Regions from separate parts of the Homo sapiens genome. Here region 1 is linked to region 2. A link is an interaction called in ENCODE POLR2A ChIA-PET data of the cell type or tissue named here. Cell type or tissue: Caco-2. All regions are shown on one strand. Links, peaks and the distances in the headings refer to the core of each region. The heading gives the core; the rest is flanking DNA.

Region 1 (2,932 bases), core at 161-2,660, 140 kb after region 2:
TCACCCAGGTACTAAGCCTAGTACCCAATAGTTATTTTTTTCTGGCCCTCCCCCTCCTCCAGTAAGCTCCAGTGTCTGTTTCCCTCTGTGTCTCCATGTGTTCTCATCATTTAGCTCTTATAGTGAGAACATGCAGGATTTGGTTTTCTATCCTTTATTAATTTGCTAAGGATGGTGGCCTCCAGCTCCATCTATGTTGCTGCAAAGGACACGATCTTGTTCTTTTGTATGGCTGTGTCGTATTCCATGGTGTACATTTACATTTTGTTTATCCAGTCTACCATTGATGGGCATTTAGGTTGATTTCACATCTTTGCTATTGTGAATAGTGCTGCATTGAACACACACATGCATGTGTCTTTATGGCAGAACGATTTACATTCCTTTGGGCATATACCCAGTAATGGGATTGCTGGGTCGAAGGGTAGTTGTATTTTTAGCTCTTTGGGGAATTGCCAGATTGCTTTCCACAATGGTTGAACTAATTTACACTCCCATCAACAGTGTATAAGCATTCCCTTTTCTCTGCAGCCTCACCAGGATGTTATATTTTGAGTTTTTAATAATAGCCATTTTGACTGGTGTGAGATGGTTATCTCACTGTGGTTTCAATTTGCATTTCTCTAATCAGTGATAGAGTTTTTCATATGCTTGTTGGCTGCATACATGACTTCTTTTGAAGTGTCTGTTTATGTCCTTTGCCCATTTTAATGGGATTGTATTCTTCTTGTAAATTTGCTTAAGTTCCTTATAGATCCTGGATATTAGACCTGCATGGTTTGCAAATATTTTCTCCCATTTTGTACATTGTCTGTTTACTGTGTTGATAGTTTCTTTAGATAGCTGGGTTCTAATGGAACACAGAAATGTAAACAGCCATAATGTAAGAGATAACAGCGATGCTAACTTTACAAAGTAGAGATGGCATTCAAACTGGATCCTGAACAACAAGCTAAAATGGAATAGCACAGAATGGCTGAGGAGCCACTGTGAAGAAAGGCATGCAGCCATGAAACTGCAGTGTCCCTTGCTGTTAGTGGGGGTTAGTGTTAGAGAATATGATGGGAGATGAATCAGGAAAGATATTCTGGGGTCAGATTATGGAGGTCATGCGTACAGTGCAAGGACTTTATCTTAGAGGCCATGTTTGTCCAGCTGTCTTCCTAGATCTCCTCTTAGGTGCCTGGTAGGAGTGAGTGCATAGCTGGTGGGGAGGTGGAATGGGCAGGGCTTCCAGAGCAGCTGTTTTTGTTTTATATATTAGGTGTCAAGGAAATACTGATTTTAAAAAGTGGGGGGAGTGTTTTACTGCTAAATGAAAGTGTAAAGATCATGGTTATAGATGTGGGGGGCCAGTGAGGATTCCTAAGTAGGATGGTAATGTGGTCAGATTTGTAAGGCAGTGAGATACCTGGCAGCGCTGTGGAAGGTGGAATGGAGGCAGGTGGGGACTTTGACACTGGGGAATAAATGGAAAGCCTAAAACTACTTGGGCCTGAACAAGGGCAGTGTCAGAAAAGAAACTGCAAAAAAAGGATGCATAGAACCTGGCAACTGATTGACTGTAGAAGAGATGGTTGAAGATAGCACCAGGTATCTAAGCTGACTTAGTAAACTCTGGTGCCATGAGCTGACAGGGTGAAGTTTACTTTGGGGGTAGTCTTTAATACTCCTTTTGTCTTCTAAGCTGAGCTCTCCAGCTGCAGTGCTTTCTTTGTTGCAGTGGCTCTGACCAATCTGGAAGATATAGAAAATGCCAAGAGAGCCTACGCAGAAGCAGTCCACCTGGATAAGTATGCACTTTGTTGAGAATGGTACTGGCGGGGGTTGGACTCTCCAAAGCCATGAGGTGGTGCCATACATAGCATTGGTGCTGCCTGTGTCAGCCCAGCTGTTCCTCTATGGCATTAGTACATAGCAGACCTCAGTGTGGAGGGATGTGTCTCCTAAGTATGTGGTGGCTCAGCAGGAATTGACACTCTGAGAAAATGTTTCCAGTCCTAAACTGAGTAATCAGGAGGCTAGAGAATGTCAGAACTGGCAGTGGGCTTGGGTTGCTGATAGCTATGGGCTAGCTGGAATATCAGATGGGACTCTGGGCTGTTTAATTCAAGATAAAACTTGACTCTTCCAGGATTTACTCCGCTGGCATCTTCTAGACAGCAGGGTAGAGATCCCTTTTTCAACCCTGGCCTAGGTAGTCTCTGTTGAGGGCTGAGATGCCAGATTTGGTCCCAATACCAGCTTTGCTTGTTAGGCCATTAACTCCTTGATTCTTCTCCACAGGTCTGCTTAGCACGTATGTACCTACCTTGCTGCATAATGGAGAAATCTCTACTTAACCAGTTTTGTTTTGTTTTTGTGTAATGAGAAGGATCTCTAAATGACCATTTGTTGCAGAGCCCCCAGCTCCATAGAATCTCTGTCTGCCACAGGTGTAACCCTTTAGTAAACCTGAACTATGCTGTGCTGCTGTACAACCAGGGCGAGAAGAAGAACGCCCTGGCCCAATATCAGGAGATGGAGAAGAAAGTCAGCCTACTCAAGGACAATAGCTCTCTGGAATTTGACTCTGAGGTATGTCTTTTATTAGCTCCCAAGAGTCATAAGTAAGCTCTCAGGAGACTTTTAAAAATCAAGCCCAGATCATCCAAATCCAAGGTATTACACGTTCATGGCTGTTCTGGCTTTGATGTTCCTAGCAGCATGAGTTCATCAATTAATAACAGCCTGAGAAAAACTTTCCTAGAATAATAATAAAAGGAAATTCAGGCTTACTGAGTTGTTATTGCTAATTCAACTCATCAAAGTTGAGGTCTGTGTCTGTCTGTAGCTTCCTTCTATTTCACTTTTTTTTTTTTTTTTTTTTTGAGACGGAATCTCGCTCTGTTGCCCAGGCTGGAGTGCAATGGCGCAATCTCAGTTCACTGCA
Region 2 (2,932 bases), core at 320-2,819:
GAAGAAGAAGAAATACAAAACCAACTCTTTATAGTAGACAGTTTATCCCCCAGAAAGCTTTTTAGGCTGAAAACGTTTCTATAGATTTTGGATTTCCTTCTGATAGCTAAAATTTGTTTCTGTATAACAGAGTAGTGCCCTATAAGCCAGTTCAGTGCACATTAAATGGCTGTTCTTAGAATTATGAATCTGAGGCTTATGCAGTGAGGCTCTAGCTCTCTGGAGTCAGTTGGTCAAGTGGGATTCCTGAGGACTGAGCAAACACACACAGAGCAGGATTTTGTCCTAAGTTTTCTTAGGGATCCTATCCAAAAACACCATTACTTGAATTTCCCAGCTTCCTTTTACAGGGAGACTTCCTTGCTATGTGTACTCCCACCTCGGTATGTCAAATCATTTTCTCAGAGGAAGTACAGCATAAAATAATAACCAGCATTTGTAGAGCACTTCTTGTGGGCCTTCTTGGGCAAATAGACATTCTCATGGAATGCTCTAAAATTGTTAAGTTCTTGCACTTGCTCTCAAGTCATTTATAATCTAATTGCTGGTCTTCCTGGTATGAACAAAGATGTTTGCTTGTTAATAAATTCCTACCACATACCCAGACTTGTGGTTTATTTCTATCTAACTAGGGAAAGCACTAAAGAGTTTTCCAATAAGGAAGAATGATCTGAGTGTCTACCTGCTTTGGAAAAGATGTCTGCCATGGATAGGAAATGATTTTGTATCCCAAAATCCTAGTACTAATTTGGAGTGTTGTAAAGGTCAGGGCAGCAAATGCTAGAGAGTGGGATTAATGAAAAGTTATAGTGTTCTGCATGCCTTTGAATAATTAATTTTTACTCCATTTTTACTCGCTTGCAATAAAGTAGGTTAAGTGCTGTACTTTAAGGAAGTCCATGTACAAGCCAGTGCCTTAACAATGGTCAAATGGTTGCTCACTAACCAATGGAAATAAATGACTGTTGTTTCCACAAAATTGCTTTACAGATTCTAAATGCTATCTCTGGGACACTGGATTGTGTGCTCTTTAAGATAAATTCCATAATCAAGGGCCTGGCCCTGAATAGATTGGAGCCCAAAAATCTCACTGAAGCAAAGAGATAATAGGCCAGTAAAGAGTGGGAGACAAACACTCCTGGAATAGGAAGCCACTACTCACCTTTATTTTAAATTGATATATAGAAATTAATATTACAAAATGCACACATCTTAAGTGTGAAGTTTGATGTTTTGACAGTTGTATACGTCTGTGTAATAACTACCAAAAGAAGACATAATATGTTACAATTAACCCAGAAAATTCTCAAGTACTTTTAAATCACCCCTGAGCACCTCCCCACTCCAGTGATCACTTCTTGATTTTTATCACTAAAGATTTGTTGTACCTGCTTTTGGATTACATATAAGTGGAATCATATAATAATGTACTCTTTTGCATCTGGCTTCTTTCACTGATAATGCTTTAAAGACACGCATACTGTATGTATTAGGACATTGTTCTTTATTGCTGAGTAGTATTTCATTCTATAAATATACCACAATTTGTTTATTCATTCTCCTATTGAAGGACCTTTAGGTTGTTTCCAGTTTGGGGCAATTATGAATAAGGATGCTATCGATATTCTTACACAGCCTTTTGTTTTTGTTTTTTGTGGATATACATCTTCACTTGTCTTGGATAAATAAGAGTAGAAAATTACTGGGTCATATGGTAAGTGCATGTTTATAAGAAACTGCCCTCTTATTCTCCAAAGTGGTTTTACCATTTTGTACTCCTATCAGTGATGTATGAGAGTTACAGTTGCTTCACATGTCTGTCAACATTTACACTGTCACTGTTTTTTATATTAGCCATTTTAGCATATATGAAATAACTGATTTTAATTTACATTACATTTCCCTGATTAATGAGTTGAGCACTTTTTCATATGCTTATTTTTCATTTGTATATCTTTCAAGAAGTGTCTTTCATGTCTTTTCTCATTTTAAAGTTGGGTGTCTTTTTATTGTAGGTGTTATTCTTTGTATTTTGAATATAAATCCTTTGATAGATATGCTATGATTTTTTAAAGACTCTATGTATTCACTTATTGGGATCTTTCGATGAACAAATTTTTTTTATAAAATCCACTTTATCAGTTTTTTATTTTATGGTTTTATGACCTCAAAGTCACAAAGAATATATTTTCTTCTAGAAGTTTTATGGTTTGGGATTTTATGTTTAGGTCTGTGATCCATCTCAAATTAATTTTTGTGAACAGAATGAGGTTTGGTTTTTTTCCAACATGGATATACAGTTGTTCCAGCAACATTTACTTAAAAAGACTTTTCTTTACCCATTAGATTGACTTGGTAGCTTGGTTAAAAATTGATCACGTGTGTGTGTATTTCTACATTTTCTGTTCTGTTCCATTAATCTATTTGTGTATCCTTACATCAGTACCACACTTTGGATTATTGAAACTTTCTAGTAAGTCTTTAAATTAGTAAATCCTTCCTTTTTGTTATTTTTCAAGATCGCTTTGGTTATTGTCGATTCTTTGGATTGTCATAAAAGTTTTACAATTAGCTCATCTTGTTTTTCAAACGTAGATGTGCTGGGTTAGCTGTGTTCATGCCACTGCATTCCAGCTTGGGTGACAGCAAGACCCTGTCAAAAAAAAAAAAGAAAAGAAAAAACTGCTAGAATCTTGATATGGGGTTTTGTTGAGTCTATAGGTCAATTTAGAATGAACATTTTAATAGTATTGAGTCAGCTAATTCATGAACATATTAAGTCTTGTCATTTATTTAGGTATTAAATTTTTTTCTCAGCAATGTTTTGTAGCTTCCCTTGCGTAACACTTGCTTATCTTACATTAGACTTTTTCTTAAGCATTTGATTTTTAAAATATTTTTGATTTTCTTTTCTTTTTCTTTTTTTCTTTTT

Evidence for each region. Peaks named below come from ENCODE experiments on the same cell type or tissue, not always from the same donor. Only the 100,000 strongest peaks of a DNase experiment are listed, where the experiment ranks them.
Region 1: POLR2A ChIA-PET joins it to region 2 with 5 read pairs; 6 of 35 experiments call an interaction of 5 or more read pairs at or near these places.

The regions. Positions count from the first base shown.
Region 1 is chr15:72,733,390-72,736,321 of GRCh38, forward strand. BBS4 (Bardet-Biedl syndrome 4) reads left to right here. Exons shown (of 16, transcript NM_033028.5): 13 at 1,724-1,793; 14 at 2,436-2,577. Among named protein-coding and RNA genes, the nearest start is that of ADPGK-AS1, 48 kb to the right of the region's middle. In Caco-2, for the core only: no CTCF peak of the experiment used is centred there; a DNase peak (open chromatin) is centred at 1,102.
Region 2 is chr15:72,591,247-72,594,178 of GRCh38, forward strand. It overlaps ARIH1 (ariadne RBR E3 ubiquitin protein ligase 1), which reads left to right. Exons shown (of 14, transcript NM_005744.5): 14 at 1-2,932. Among named protein-coding and RNA genes, the nearest start is that of MIR630, 5.5 kb to the left of the region's middle. In Caco-2, for the core only: no CTCF peak of the experiment used is centred there; no DNase peak of the experiment used is centred there.